Regions from separate parts of the Homo sapiens genome. Here region 1 is linked to region 2. The links are chromatin loops, found by intact Hi-C in ENCODE. Cell type or tissue: A673. All regions are shown on one strand.

The links. Hi-C counts contacts between places; a loop is a spot of excess contacts. Peaks named below come from ENCODE experiments on the same cell type or tissue, not always from the same donor. Only the 100,000 strongest peaks of a DNase experiment are listed, where the experiment ranks them.
Region 1: it touches region 2 in a loop (7-fold over the local background); 8 of 110 quality-filtered maps call a loop at or near these places.

The regions. Positions count from the first base shown.
Region 1 is chr9:89,004,646-89,012,645 of GRCh38, forward strand. It overlaps S1PR3 (sphingosine-1-phosphate receptor 3), which reads left to right. Exons shown (of 2, transcript NM_005226.4): 2 at 1-510. SHC3 (SHC adaptor protein 3) reads right to left here. Exons shown (of 12, transcript NM_016848.6): 12 at 1,126-8,000. It overlaps LOC124902206, which reads left to right and starts at 2,873. Exons shown (of 1, transcript XM_047424308.1): 1 at 2,873-3,532. The coding sequence starts at 2,873. The coding sequence ends at 3,532. In A673, a CTCF peak has its summit at 4,539 (motif pointing left); a DNase peak (open chromatin) is centred at 4,446; H3K27ac peaks cover 965 bases.
Region 2 is chr9:87,963,415-87,971,414 of GRCh38, forward strand. It overlaps CDK20 (cyclin dependent kinase 20), which reads right to left. Exons shown (of 8, transcript NM_001039803.3): 3 at 7,733-7,921; 4 at 7,362-7,483; 5 at 7,154-7,216; 6 at 6,382-6,505; 7 at 5,780-5,935; 8 at 3,027-4,245. The coding sequence ends at 4,048. It overlaps LOC124902200 (a long non-coding RNA gene), which reads left to right and starts at 3,718. Exons shown (of 3, transcript XR_007061646.1): 1 at 3,718-3,808; 2 at 4,060-4,258; 3 at 5,156-5,453. In A673, no CTCF peak of the experiment used is centred here; no DNase peak of the experiment used is centred here.

The sequences.
Region 1 (8,000 bases), 1.0 Mb after region 2:
GCCACCATTTCCACTAGGAGGTATCAATATTTGTGGTATGACATAAGGCTCCCTTGAAATAACAAGACTTTTGAGCAATCTGAATTAAAAATACATCAAAAAAGTAATAGCGCTCATTTGCTAAATGCAAAAAATAATCACCTTTGATACCAATGTGCACCAATATGCCTAACTAGCTAGCCAGCTGGAGATAATTTACCAGGGAATGTTTCAAAGCCCTAACCTTGAAGTTTGGAAACAGGTGGTCTTCTATGCTGCAGAGAAACTATGCATTAGGTCTCTTTTCAATTAGAAACCTTTACTATTTCCAATGTATGTTTGTTAAAAATAATAATAATAAAACCAAAAGCCTTTGTGGAAACCCACTCTTCGTAGTCCATGTGATGGGATTGTTTTATCGTTTTCACCGGGTGCCCTCCCCACTGCAGGGGTGCGCACTGTTGTTGCAGGCTTGCTACCCACCTGTGTTTCTTAGCATTTCAGGAATTAAACCACATTCAGAACCCCAAATAACCTTTCCCCTTTCTTCTTACCCACTATCATAGGTGGTATTTTAATGAAGCGTCTGTGCCTTGGGTGCTATTTACACCAATTTTGGTAGGTCATACTATTTTGAGAATGGTCTTTTGATAGGGAGAAATTTCTAAGACCCATGGTAATAAAAGTGCAGCTCAAAGACATGGGACCTCTTGTCCTGCCCCATTTGCTGTTGTTTATGCAGCAGGAGAGAATAGGTCAGAACCAACCTTTGCACACTAGCTTTCTCCCACACAAACGGTCCATTTTAGCCTCTCTGTCCCACTTGCTATGTAAAGAGGAGGCCAGTGCTCGGCATAACTGTTCTGGTAGCGATGCTTGTTACAACTCATGATGAAATGTCCCAACGCAAGTGAGGACGCAGCTGCCCGCCCCAGAGCTAGAAGGTAAGGTGAGTTCTCTAGGAGTACATCTGCCCGGATGCATTTTCATTCCGCAGCCTTGATGAATGGGACGAGGCTTTGTTGTGACTGTTTTTTAAGCAGTCCCCCAGGGAATCACTGAAAATACCTACTTCTTAGAGAAAAGTTTCAAGCTCCCCTCCTCTCTTTTGTGAGGCAATACAAAATCCATCATCCAAATGAAAGATACTTTTCACAACAGCCTTTATTGCCTGCAGACTTACATGTATAGTCCTTTAAACAATTAACTGTTTAGAAAATGGTTGTTTCTCTCAACCCTTGAGCCAGTTATTCCACGCTGGTAAGACCCTTTCACAGAAATGTAACAAGGTGCATTTTATAGAAAACATCTAATTAAATCACCAGTTTCATGCTTTTAAGTTGTATCTACAAGTGCAAAACTGCAACACCCAAATGTTTTTAGTATCTAAGTCAGATATCCAAAAGTTAGCTCCATAATCAGAAATGCGCACACCACTGTTCTGATAATAAAGGCACATTTTCCAATAACCAATTATAACAAGAAGTGCAGCATTACCTAAATTGGGTGTGTCATCTTCCCCTCCTGGGTCACAGGATGACACCTGGGGATGCGATGCCGTGCCTGCACTTGGCGATCCCAGGAGCACAGAAATGCACCAGACAGATCATGAAGGGCTAATGCTTGGAAACCACACCATTTCCTGACAGAGTGAAGGAATCCCTGTGGATTTATCAAAAGGGAGGAGGGAATTTAAGCTAATTCTCTTCACCTGCTGTATTCTCAAATCTCCAAAACACCAGATAACTTAGGTTTTTTCATTTGTCATAGAACAAAGATTAGAGAACTTGAAATTCGTTTTGCATTTCCACTCCTCAGGGATGTCAAAAAAGCCAGTTCTGTTCCAGCACAAAGTAGAAAGTGGTGAATTGGCAATACGCCAAGACATAGACTGTTACAGTAATTCTTTTTGTTTCACAAAAGTTAATGGAAACAAAACAACTTTCAGATAATATTCATTTGTCAGTATGTATAATTTGCCATCCAAATGCTTTTTAAAAAGTTATTATCTTATTATTACACATTAAATTTACATGGAGTTGTCTCCTAATCCTGGGATTTTAACACCAAATGTTTAATTCTGAATACAAAGAAACATTCACATACTTAATTTTACAATATTCTGGAACAAGTTATATTCAAAAGTCAAATGAACAGAGAACATTCCACTTGCAACCAACACATAGCTGTTAACAAAATTAACCCCATTAATATTTAAAGACGGATTTATCCATTAATGCCTGTTTTAATTGTCACTTGATTTTGATGGTTAGAAACTTTGGTTATGGTAAAAATGATCACATGAGTGGGAATTCATTACCTCAAAGCTCAGGACCACAGCTCCCCATGTGCATGTTTTTCTGTCTGCAGTATTTCAAGGTGAGACAACAAAATAGACACCTAAAATTGTATGAGATTTTATTCCTGGTGCTTTTTCAGCGAGAACCATTTTTCCAGACCTAGGGAAGGAGCCTGTGTGTTTTTGGCCTGAAGGATTCATCAATTCAGAGCATCTGTGACAGCCAGGAGGAGGAAAGAAGGGAGGCTGGGATCACCTCCCGCCCCTTCTAGCATCTCTACTGAGAGTGACAACTCCAGGCTGTCCACCCCCATCCTGAGCCTTCCACACTCTTCTCCGTGCCACTAACACTCAGTATCTGACGCCTGCAGTGCGAAGCCTCCAGAGTCCCCAGACTGACCTGGGCACTCCACCCTTGCTGGTTCTACTTTACTTGGACACACGGGTACCTTAAGGCTTGTCACACTCCAACACCTTTGTGTGTGTGTGTCTTTATTTCTTTCTAGGTTATAAACTCAGGCAGAGGCCTCATACATTCACTTCTCTATCCCACCATCCCAGTACAGGGCCAGCCACATATTAACTAATGCACAAATGAGGCCAAGAAACTGGCTAGAAATCCCAAGAAACTGTGCCAAGTATATGCAGCTGCACCTGGGAATACACGAAAGCATGACATCACGAGCACAGCCTCCTCCACCACACCTTCCCTTTCTCCTCCTTCCCTGCTGGCCTCAGACAGCTATGCATGGCTGCATGAAGGAAGATCTAAATCTGGACTTGTTTTATCCTCCCCTTCCCTTCTTCTCACCTTTATTCTGCCTCCACCTTCTTCTTTCTTTGTCTTCCCCCACTGGCTTCTCTGTCATTTCCCACAGTGGGTTCCCCCAATCCCTGTGGTCCTCATGTCCTGTTCTTGTTCTCTTTGTGCTGGATCTCACATCCTACAGCATCCAGGACCATCCTCCATGGCTGATGCCACAGCCTGCCAATTCCCAAATTCTTCACGTTTGTTTGACTTCCTACTTAGCTGTAAAACCAAAGCCCAGGGAGGAGTCCCAAGGTGCACAACACAGAGCCAATCTGCGTGTGTACAGAGATGCAGATCCGTTTTTAATCAATGTAAGTATATGCGTATATGTATATACATATGCAATTCACATTCACAAGTCCTGGTATAAAGTTGCAATTTTTCTGGCTGCTATAAAATGTGCCAGTTTTAAAACTGTGCATTTGTTGCTTGCAAACTTATAAATATGTATAAACCCCATTATAAATAAATTATGGCTGGCAGATGGCATTTAAGCTGCCAGCAATGGTTGCATGGAGTTATAAATGCTTATTAATTCTCCACTTTTAAATTCACAGCACGGACCCTGGGATCTGTGACATGAAGTGGTGTGAAAGCATAATTATAAATTAGAGGGGGGAAAGCCATCAATAAGAGACAGGTAAGGGCTGGAAACTCTCACTAGTGAGTGGTTCTCAAAGTCAAGACTTCAGAGCAGCTGCACCAGCATCACCTCGAGATTTTTTGAAATGCAAATTCCCGGGCCCCACTCCAGACCTAGGGAGTCAGGAACTTGGCGGGGCCAGGGGGGTGGAAGGGCCTGCAATCTTTGTCTGAACCAGCTCACAGGGTGGTTCTGATGCCTGCCTTCCACTCGAAGTCTGCTTGTCACGAACGCCTGTCTCAGCTCAGGGACATCCCCGGCTTAGGAAGTATGCTCAGGTGTGTGCAGGGCCAGTCAGAAATTGTTTCCAGAAACAGCCTTTCATAAGTGATAGACTTGGTGAATAAATACCCCAGCTGTCTCCCCGCCTTGCTGGGTGAACTCTGGGGTGTCAGCTCTGTCTCTCGGGGTTCCCCGGTGGGATTCAGCTCCAGTTGTGCACATGACGGTAACTTACTTGATAATGCACGCCTTCCCCGTCAGCTTCCTTCTCTCCCTACTTCCGGGATCTTCACTCAAATAAACTACATAACCTCAAGTCCTCTCTCAGGGTCTCCTTCTGGAGGAACCCCAACTAAGAGGAAGTAGAAACACTGTCTCTCCCATCTGAATGACTCAGGCTTTTATGCATTTTGAGATGGAGCACAGATGTAGAACCCCTGGAGGGAAGCACTGCTTGCCATTTCCGTGGGGCAGGGGGCTAGCTTTACGTGCAGGCCCAGGACTGTGAGTCCTGTGCTCTTTTCTAAGTTGATCCCCAGGCCCTTGCATGGCTCCAGTTTCCTCTTCTGAAAAGCAGGGCCCCCTACTGGGCTGTCTTACCAAGCTCCCTTCCCTGTGATCCTGTGTGGAGCTGACAGTTCTAGGTTGGCACTATGTCCAGGAGTGGGTTTGTCCTCTTCATCTTTCTTAGAGCCAGCTTTGAAAGTTCCATGGGAGAACCTGAGTATTACTCTGAAACCCACTGCAAGGTCTGTCTGAGTCCTGCAATGACCTCTTTGCAATCTTTCCACAATCTTCCCACTCACTCCCAATCCTACTGTCACCGTCCACAGAAAGGGATTTATGGACAGCACACAAAGTTGGGCCAGCGAGAGAGAACCAATGGGCACGCTGGGAATGCACAATTTTAGAAAATCATTGCGCTTATATGTTTCATATATTTGTCAATCCCCAGCACGCCCTCAAGCTGGGAACATGTATAGCCCTGCAGTGTAGAGCACGCCAAGGCTCAGAGAAATCCAGCAACCCGCCTGAGTCCACGCCGTTCTGGGTGTGCCAGGGTGGAGGCTGGATGGAGGTATCTACTCGTGGCCCGCATTGCCTCTGCCCTGGAAAGGCCTATAGTCCGAGGCTTCTGCCCAGCTCAGCCCAACAGAAAAGAAATGTGTGACTGCCTTCAGGTAGCAGCCAGTTTGGAGGAAATGAGGACCCAGACGTCCATCTTCAAGCATTGCTTATAGAAAGAAGCTACCCAAGTGTCGGACGCTACTGAAAAGGAAAGCTTTATTTTGGGAGCTGGGGGCCACCTTCAGAATCCCAGCACCAGACATGGAGGTTGGGCTGGACACACATGTCCACTGTTCCCCTGGCACATGGGCCCTTTAGGGTCCACCCTTCCCTAGGCCTGTCCTTCCTTTTAAGTTAGGACTTTACCTACACACACGGCTTGTCATTTCCCGTCTTTATTAGAAATTACCCACAACTTCCTCCACCTCCAGGAGGCCCTAAAGAAGGCCATATATGGCCCAATCAGGCCTTTGTCCATTATCCCAACATCATAGATGGCCTGACAAAATAGCTGCTCGCTCATCAAGGCTGAGCGGACGCCCAGTCTTTGGGTGCTTCAAATATAAAAAACAGCAACAGTGGTGTCTTAAGCACAGGATTAAAGATTGAGTCATTTGACTGCGGTGTTTTTCACCTCCCCACCCGATTCTCCGGTTAGCTACTCAGAGGCAGCCTTGGAGGTCAAGAATCAAAGCTGACTTAAACCACAATGAGCACCCCCATGAGAGGCCCAGCCGGCCTCCGTGGGACAGAGATGTCATTTGAAGCACAGCTGATTCATTCGTGGGGTTAGGGGAGGTGGGTGGGGGTCTCTAGGGCCACTCGGTAAGGGCAGAGGGGCCGTTTTAGGACTGCTGGCCCCCACCTTGTACTCCCAGAAGACATAGAGTTTGGGGTTAAGTGTTGGGGGTGCCCATTGGAGGGACAGCAGGGCCCAGGTGCACTCTGCAGGACCAGGGTGGCCCAGCACAGCAGCAGCGACTGTGCCCTGGAAGCCTGAGGCCCTGGAACGCAAGGCCTAATGCCATTCCCGCTGCGTTCATTGTTCAGCTTCCCTGCCCTGCCCAGGCAGAGATGTGGCCTGAGAAAGTGTGGGGAAGAGGGGCCCAGGCTAGACAGGGAGGAGCCTCCATTGCTTTTGCCTTGGAATCCTGAGCTCAAAGCACAGGCTGGCACACAGCAGGGCTCACGAAATGCTGAGTGAGCAGAAGAGCTCTGCAGCCAGATGACAACATGGCCTCCAGGAAGGTGTGGCACCAGCCCCAGCCTCACTTTCCCCATGTGTCTGTGAGGCTCACAGGAATGGCCCACCACACAGTGCTGGAGGGAAGAGTTGGGATAACTAATGTGTGCTCTAACCCACTTTACAAATGGGAGGGAACAAAGATTAGAAAATCGCTGCCATCTGCTATGTCTGAAGCCTGCTCACTTCACTGGCACTATTCTAGTGTAACCAATATATAATCTGAGCTTAAAAATGTATATTTTGAATTAATATTAAAAAGAAAAAATTCGACTCCAATACTTTAAATTTTCTAAATTGATTCTCATGCAAAAAATATATATATTTTCTATCACCATCGAACTAGACACTGACTTCACAGCAAGAGCTACTAAAGCTGCAGGTTACCATTCAAGTCCCCCCAAGAGAAAAATAAAGTAAATCAAATGTTACAGCATTCACAGCTCCTAACTTGCATTTCCTACTTTGCTATTGTCCCTGAATGTTATAATAGCATTTTGACCTTTCACAAGTGGGGAATGCATGAATGTAGAAAGAAGGTCATTTCGCACATTTTTCTATGTGGTGCACATTCATGCACAGGTGGGTCAGAGCTGTGTGTGTCTCTCCAGGGCTCCCAGCCTCCCAGAGGACAGATGTGCAGGGCAGCTCTCAGAGCACCCAAGTCTATGCTGTCTTGGGGCAGGAGCCTGATGCAGCTGCTGCCAGCAACCCCGTGGAGCCGTCTGCTTCTGGATCACTAAGCAGAGTATCCACATGATGCCTGAAGCCAAAACCATTTCAGAAAACAGCAGTGCAGTCTACAGTAGTGTCAGACTCTCCAGAGTTTCAATCCACTGCAGAACATTCTAGAACACTGACTTCACTGTCATCTCAAATTCACTGGACCCTCAAAGGCAAAGACTCCCTAGAAGGCCATGTATGAAGGCTGGGGCCTGCCCTGACTCATCCTCACTGGTTAGCTCTAACCTGTCCTTCCATCTGGCCACACGCACACCCCAAGGCAGAAATGGGGCTCATACCATTGGCATTAGAACTTAGCAGTATTATTATCTGCCAGATTTTTCAGTCTCCTCATAACTCTCCTTACAGGATCAGATTTATCACTATCCAACTCTAAGCGTGTTTAGTGTGTCTTTCTGTTCTGCTGACCCATACCCTACAGGGTGCTGTACCCTGTGGGGTCTCACCAGAACAAGAGCCACGCTGCCAGCAAGCAAATGGATCCATCTATTCTTTAAAGGGCATCTGTGAAAATCACAGGGCAATCTCAGCCCAGATAGTATTTGAAAGGTATAAACATTGCCAGCTTTCTAACACCAAATGACTCCTCAGGAAATGACAGTATTTTACCTGGAAGAAAGGGAGTCAAGACAAAGAGTGGGGGCAGGCACATGCTCTTCCCTGCAGCAACGGAGAAACCTTGTTGTTGGGACAGCAGGCCTTTCCCCCATCCCTCATGCCAGAGGCAGTACCTCAAATGGATTCCAGTGACTCCTGGGTTTCTGGCACATGCAGCCCCAGAAGCCTCAATACCTGAGTCTTCGGGACTGAGCTCTGGGATGGGTGCCTGCTCTTGCTGTCACACAGGCTTCTCCCCTATTGTATAAGGCGGGCGGGGGACTTTACTAGCAATTACCATAAGCAGCCTGTAGTCAACCGCTGACTAGAGGGAGACACAAACCAGGAATTTGCCCCGACCACCCTTCTACAAATACCCATTTTAGCATTAGAT
Region 2 (8,000 bases):
CAAGACTGGGGACTCTGGTCCCCACCTTGAAGCCTCCTTGCTTTGAGTAAGGCCACATTTCATGAGTTTTGGGGACCGTGACCTGCCAAGGATGGCAGATAGAGGGACGCAGTCTCCTGGGCCCAGGCCTGCCCAGTTTCCTCCAGTCCTACCACCTGGAGCAGGAGGGCCCAGCACCACGCTTGGCCTCAGGGCTCTTTCTCATGGGTGACCAGGTGACCACTCAGGTCCTGGAGCCTGGCCATCCCTGCCTCCTTGTATGAATGAGGGTGGTGGCTGGCCTGCCTACTCCTGCAGCCTCATCGCCAAGGTGACTGGTTGCTATTCAGGCCCCCTAAGGTCACTGACTTGGCCTTTTGGGGTTTGCACAGGTCCCAAGTAGCCATGCACTGCTCTGAGAGGGCTCGCCCTACCTTGGGCTAGATTCTAGTACTGGTCAGAGCTACAGGTGGCTCAGTCCCTTTGGTGATCACCTTGGCTGCTGGGGGCCCCAGGCTCGGGTTGAGGCCAGATCAAACCCCTCTGGATCTGGACCTTGTGCCGTGTTAGGGAGTTCTGTCCCACAGGAGGTCAGCATGAGGACACAAGACATCCTGCTGGCTGGCCAGAGCTATGAGGATGCCACACCCCCTCCCCTCCAGAGGCCTCCAAGTAGCCATCTTCCCAGTGGACGGTGGTTTCAGCTGGCTGAGGGGCCATCCGGGGCTTCTGGGCAGCTTGCGGGGTAGGCTGCTGTCCTGGCTCCTTCCAGAACATGCAGGTCAGTGAAACTGACAGGGATAGGACATGGGCCACTGTGAAGGGGAGGTGTCTTCGGCTCTTCCTGTGGATCTTCAGAAAGCTAGGCAGGGGTTGATGATGGGCCCCAGTGGGGTTGCAGGGCCAGTCTGTCCATGGTCCGGGAGGTAGCCAGGGCAGATGCTGAAGGGATGGGGGCCCAGCATTCCTGCCCGAAGCAGTACTGTGGGAACCAGGGGCCCTGACGTCAGGGTCTATGGGGAGGTTTGGGACTGAATTCCATTGCAGTAACCACCAAACAACTGGTGGTCTGTCCTGGGCTGGGGACAGGCTGGCCAGACCCTGAGCTCCTGGGGCTCCCAGAGCAAGGCCTGTGGCCCCAGGCTCTTTGGAGACCCTCATGCCACTAGGGGCCTCAGCCTTGGGAAGAGCCTGGCCAGGCAAGGGTCAGGGAGGACCACACTCCTGTTTTGTGGGGGCTACCCCTTATGGGGAGGCATGGTCTCACTCTTCGTCACCCAAGCTGAGTGCAGTGGTGTGATCACAGCTCACTGCTGTCTTAAGCGATCCTCCTACCTCAGCCTCTCATGTAGCTGGCACTACAGGCGCATGCCACCACACCTGGCTAATTTTTTTTGTAGAGATGGGGTCTTGCCGTATTGCCGAAGCTGGTCTCAAACTCCTGGACTTAAGCAGTCCTCCCACCTCGGCCTCCCAAAGTGTTGAGATTACAGGCATGAGCCATCACACCCGGCTGATTTTTCCTTTATTTTTGAAAGGTAACACAAGAATCATTATATAATTTTCATTTTTCTAATGTCCTTGTTGAATTTTAGTATCAAGACTACTGCTGGTGTCACAAAATAAGCTGAGTAAGCTTTCTCCTGTATTCTCTGGAATCGTGACACTGTCCATTTATTAAGTGATTGACTGGTAGAATTTAGTAGTGAAGCTATCTGGGCCTGGAGATTACATAATGAAAATATTTTAATTTGGAGGTTCAATTCCTTTTTAACAGTTTTAAGACACTTCAGGGGTTTGTTTTTTATTATTGCAAGTCGAATTTTTCTATGGATTTGTCAATTTTACCAAAATTTCGCATGTATAAAGTTACTTCTAATATCCTTAGTCTTTTGAATCCTATTCATTTCTAATATTGATAATATTTGAGATTAGGTACGTACAAATTTGAAAAATTTTACCAATGAACTGAATATAATTAGAACTGAATGTGTTTATCACTAGTAATGATTTTTGCCTTGAAATTGTATCTTATATTAAATAACAGCTCTTTGCCTTAAAATCTATTTTCTTTTTTTTTTTTTTTTTTTGAGACAAGTCTGTCACCAAGGCTGGAGTGCAGTGGCACGATCTCGGCTCACTGCAACCTCTGTCTCCCAGGTTTAAGCGATTCTCCTGCCTCAGTCTCCCAAGTAGCTGGGATTACAGGCATGCACCATCACACCCGGCTAATTTTTGTATTTTTATTAGAGATGGGATTTCACCATGGTGGCCAGGGTGGTCTCGAACTCCCAACCTCGGGTGATCTGCCCACTTTGGCCTCCCAAAGTGTTGGGATTACAGGCATGAGCCACTGCACCCGGCCTCTGTTATTTGATATCAAATAACTACACCAGATTTTTGGTTTGTGTATGCACGATAAATCATTTTTTCTCCTTTTACTTGCAAATGTTATATACATTTTAGAGTTCTCTTTGAAGTTCTCTTAGAAGCTTACAGTCTGCAGAAGATGTGGCTGGAGAAATAAACAGAGGCCATATCATGAAAACATCAGACTTTCCTGAAAGCCAAGAACGAGGGTTGAGTATGTTTTCTCTCTCCACTAAGTGCTTGAAGGCCAGCATCTGTAGCAGTGTTAGTCACCCTGAGTGCTCACAGAAGAGTTTATCCACATGAAGCATAAAATAAACATTTTAAAAATAAAGGGAGCCTGGGGCTGGGCATGGTGGCTCACGCCTACAATCCCAGCACTTTGAGAGGCCCGGGCAGGCAGATCACGAGGTCAGGAGATCAAGACCATCCTGGCTAACATGGTGAAACCCTGTCTTGAGTAAAAATACAAAAATTAGCCAGGTGTGGTGGCACGCGCCTGTAGTCCCAGCTACTCGGGAAGCTGAGGCAGGAGAATCACTTGAACCCAGGAGGCGGAGGTTGCAGTAAGCCGAGATTGTGCCACTGCACTCCAGCCTGGGCAACAGAGCAAGACTCCATCAAAAAATAAATAAAATAAAAATAAAGGATGGCTAAGAATAAGTTTCTCTAGTCTGTTTTTATCCTTGAACCACAATCATACTCTTTATTATTATACAAACTTTTAAATATTGGTATCTGATACCGTAAGTCCTTCCATCATTTCCTCTTCTGCATCTGGTTCCACTTCCTTCCATGTATCTTTTATAATCACCTTATCAAATTATAATAAGGAAAAAGCACTAGCTGGGATTATATTGGGATTTATTAAATTTATAAATTAATTCCAGGAACGCTTGTTTCCTTAAATACACAGCTGCTTCTGGCTCACGCTCATCCTGAGGGAGTAGATGTTGGTAAACCAGCCTCATGTGCAGAGGGTCTCCTGCTGGATCCCCAACTGGAGCCATCCCTGGGCCTAGACTTCTGTCTCCCTCACTTCTAAATGAGTGCTCAGTGATGTGAAGTACACAGGAGTCCCTCAGGGCAAAAGTGGCTATGCCTGGTGCTACCCTCCCCATGACCCCAAAAACGAGAGCCATGAGACAATGCCACCTTAGCCATTTCCCTTGAGAGAAATGAAGGAGGAACAGACATAAGGCAGAGCCACCTGAGGTTTTTAGAATCTATATCTCACATACTGAACTAGTGTTTAATGGCTCTGAGAATAAAACCAAACCAAATCTTCCTTCCACTTGAGTTTCCAACATAAGGACACCTTACTCTCTGCACTTCTCCTTGACCAGGAGGCAGCACTCGGGGAAGCAGCACCAAGGCAGGCATCGTCATTCTGCATATGCAGGCCTTGACTGGCAGCAGAGCTCACTGTCCTGATGGGTACGTCAGTAGCACACAGAAGGTAAGGCTCACCGAGCACAGGCCATGAATCTCCTCTGCTCGACTGGATGTTCTCATACTCTTGGCTGGGAACATGACCTCTGCCTCGAGACCAACCCTCGCAAGGGCTAAGGGGCAGGGTGTGGTGTGGGCCCACTGTGGCCATGGGGAGGCCTTGGAGGGTGAAGCCAGGCAGGTGGCAGAGGAACAGGTGGACTGAGTGGTCCTGAGGAGCAGGCAGACGGGACCAGGGCCAACTTCTCACCCCTCCAGGATGAAGGGCCGAATCAGCTCTGGGTTCAACAGCGACTCCTCAAGAGGCCGGTCCACGTGGAAGTCATGGATGTGGGGGGGCCCTGGATGGGCCTTGGGGGCAGGTCCCCCTAGACGCTGAGGAATCGGCAGCTCAGATGGATGGGCAGGCAGGGGAGCTGTGAAGAAGTACTGATGGAGGAGAGCCTGAGGGTGGCAAGTAAGGAACAGCAGAAGGAAACTAGTCACCTCCCTGTCCCCAGCCTCAAGCAGATGTTCCTTCATCTATGCATTCAGCTGACTCAGTGTGTCTGGGTGTTTTCTGAGTGTCTACTATGTCTGAAGCACTATTCCAGAAGCTGGGAACATAGCCGTTAATAAAACAGACAAAAGCTCTGTTTTTCTGACATAAGTGAGGGTGGGGGGTAATAAACAAGATGAAGTAAAATACACAGTATGTCAGATAATGATTAGTGCAGTGGAAGAGAGAAAGCAAGACAGAGGAATGAGGAATCCTGGAGAGAGGTTGCAGATCTGAAGAGTCATGAGGGAAGGCCATCTGAGAAGTGACATTTAAGCCAAGACTTGAGACATAAGCAAGTGGGACATGAGGCTCCAGGCCAGGGACAAAAGTGTACTGACCCCTGGGGCTGGAGAGGAGTGAGCACAGGGCACAACAGCAGGCAGCGTCATGAGGTGATGGCACCCAAGCATACGACATCTGTGGGTCACAAAAAGGACCCTGGCTTTTCCTCTGAGATGGAGCCACAGGAGGGCCCTGGCAGAGAAGGAATGTGTCCTGTTCTACTTGGATAAAGTTACTCTGTCTGCCAGGTGGAGAAGAGATTAAATGGGATGAGGGGAGACCCAGATTCTGGGAGGCAACCCAAGAGATAAGGGTCACACGGCTTGGGTACACTGTGGACACAGAGCCCACAGGAGCTGCTGACAGTGGAGACCAAGAGGGCGTATGTAAACACACGCGGCTGGTGCTGAGTGCAGGGAGGGGACAGGGACCCCTGAGAGACACCCTGACACCTGTCAGCCCATGCTCCTGTGGTCATCGTCCTCCCAGGCCTACCAGCCATAACCAGCCTTCCTGGGTCCTCTCTTCCAGGCCTCTGCCCACCATTTCTCTCTTCAGCGAACACCTCCTCAAACATCTCATGCTTAAACCTGCCCTCCACCAGGAAGCTTTGCTTGACCCCAAAGTCGGCCTTGCCTCTCTCCTGGGGCTCCCACAGCTGGAGAACATGACCTCTTGTGACCTTTTGGACCTGGAGCTACCTCACCACCAGGAGTGCCCCGCGGAGGTAGGACTGATTGTTTACCATCTGTGCAGGGCCCAGGACAATCCCTGCATGTGCCAGATGTGCAGAAAATACTTGCTAATGGAATAAAGGAATGAGTCCCCAGTGACTCTCTTACTGTATCTGCCACAGGGTCAGGGGCAGCCCAGAAACCTGCACTCCCGGACACGCGCTCTCCTGAGAGTTGGGCATGCCCCTCGTATGGGCCACCCTCAGGGGAAGTCTGGGGATGTCCAGTGGGGTCTACTCATGAGAGGCACACCTGCTCCAAGGCCCCTGTCCCCTGGGTTCCAGATGTCTGGTGCTGGTCCATGCCAATCACAGGTTCTGAGGGTCGCTGATGTGATGGGGTCACATGGCTACCAAGTACAGAGTACCAGGGTGATGGGGAGGGGAGCTGAAGGAGCAGAGACTACAGCCTCTCCCCCTACCTTGGAAGCTGCGATGCGCTGGTGAGGAGGGTAGAGAAGGAATTGACCCAGCAGATCCAATGCCTGGGGAGAGACGTCAGGCAGCACCTCCTCCAGGGGCATGGGCACCTGCTCCTTAAAGGAGATCTTGTTGTAGTCCGGCAGCTCAGTGAGCTCCTGGGCCAGGGAGAAGGAACAGGGTACAATGAGAGTAGTTCCCGACCCTTGCCATGCTCTCTGCTGTCAACTCTCAGCCCCTAACACACACTCACATGGGGGGTGCTCTCCCATCCATGTGTCTCCCTGACCCATCATTCATTCACTCACCCACCCCTGTATTCCTTCATCCATCCCCTTGCCCTCTCAGATGACGACTCTGTGCACAGCTTGCTGAGACACTGCACATGTGTGTACTGGGGTGAAAAGGGACAAAGGACAGGATCTACCCCAACCCAAATGACAGCAGGAAGGAGGAAGCCCTGAGTTGGGCCAGGACAGTGGTCCCTGTCCATCAAGGGGGGTTGGGGCCAGGAGAGAGAAGGTTCAGGGGAGGGAGTGGTTACTTGCTGTTGGGAGTGGAGTAAACCTGCCCCACACCCACCTCACCAAGGGCCCCTACAAACCGGCCAGACTTGAGGGTTTGGGGTGCCCAAGATGCGAAGCACATAGCAAAGCTGTTCAATATCGTTCTTGCCCGGGAAAAGGGGGGACCCATTCAACAGCTCCCCCATGATGCAGCCCACAGACCTGTGGACACAGAGCCCCAAGCAGGTCAGAGATCTCCCACCATGGACCACAGACCCACCCACAGAGCAGCTCTAACACTGCACTCCAGGGCAAGGCCCCACAAGCCAGCCCTGGAGCCTCACGTCCAGAGGCCCAGTCCCTGAACCCTCAAAGCCCTCAACCCTAGAACCCAGAGCAAAGCCCCAGCTGTTCCAAGACTTCTCGGAGACTCCTGCTCTAGGACACTTCTGGGGCAGACCTGCAAACCTGCCCCAAATCTCAGACCCATGGGCACTGCCAACTATCTTCTTGCTGCAAAACAAGCTCAGAGCTTTCATGTCCAAGGACACAGGCCTCTGACCAGCTCAGAGATGCCATATCCTAGGATCTAACTCCAGCACATATCGGCTCAGACCACCTCCCCATCTAGCCCAGAAAGCTTCCCACCTGGGACCACCATTCTCATCCCACCTGGCCCCTACCCAGCTCGAAAACATCATAGTGAGGAACCCCAACCCCAAAGTGCTCAGAATACCCCAACCAGGGAAGACACCCTTAAGGAAGCCTAAACTCCCACCAGGGAAAAGACCACCAAACAGCTCAGAGACCTCAGAGCCTAGCAGAAATCCATGAGCCATGTTACCCTTTGACCACCCACAGGGGTCTCACCACAGATCGACGCCCTGGTCATACTGGCGGGCACCATACAGGAGCTCGGGGGCTCGGTACCACCTGCGAGGAAGAGGGCTGGCAGGCACTGGGCTGAGAAAAGGATGCCTGGGGAGGTGACCCCAGCCCCACAAGCAATGTCTGGAGAAAAGGCCCAGAAGCATCTCTTCCCCATGGAGAAGACTGGAAGGGATCTGGCCCTCCCTACCTGGTGGCCACCTGGTGTGTGTAGAGGCGGCTGCCGTCTGGGGAAAAGACTCGAGCCAGGCCAAAGTCCGCTATCTTGAGCTGGCCTGAGGCGCTGATGAGCAGGTTGGCAGGTTTCAGGTCCTGGGAGTACCAAAAGAAGCATCAGTCCCTCCAAATCCCCCATAGGACCTTGGGACAAGCGGGCTTGGCAGTCTAACCACTCAGGTCAGCCCCGGTCCCCACCTCCTCCAGGGCCATGCCCTGGCCACTTACCTGGAGGCCTTGACCAGCTCTGTCCCAACTTCTTATCACACCTTTTACAAGGGCTAGCCCCATCCCCAAGCCAAGTCAGCTCCCCAGACCCCATGCCCGGCCTATGCTGAGACTGACCCGATGTACAATGTTGTTGGCATGGCAGAAGGCGACACCCTTGAGCAGCATCTGCAGGTAGCTCTTGACCTGTGCCTGGGCTAGTGGCCTCTGGGCATGGCGCACCACCTCGGCCAGATCCGACAGCATGAACTCAAAGGCCAGCACAAAGCCTCCACCGTGTGGGAACACAGCCTTCAGTTGTACCACCTGTGGGCAGGACATCTTGTTAGCCCCCAGACTCAAGTCACCAGACCCTCTCTGTGACCCTGAGACCCCAGCCCATGCC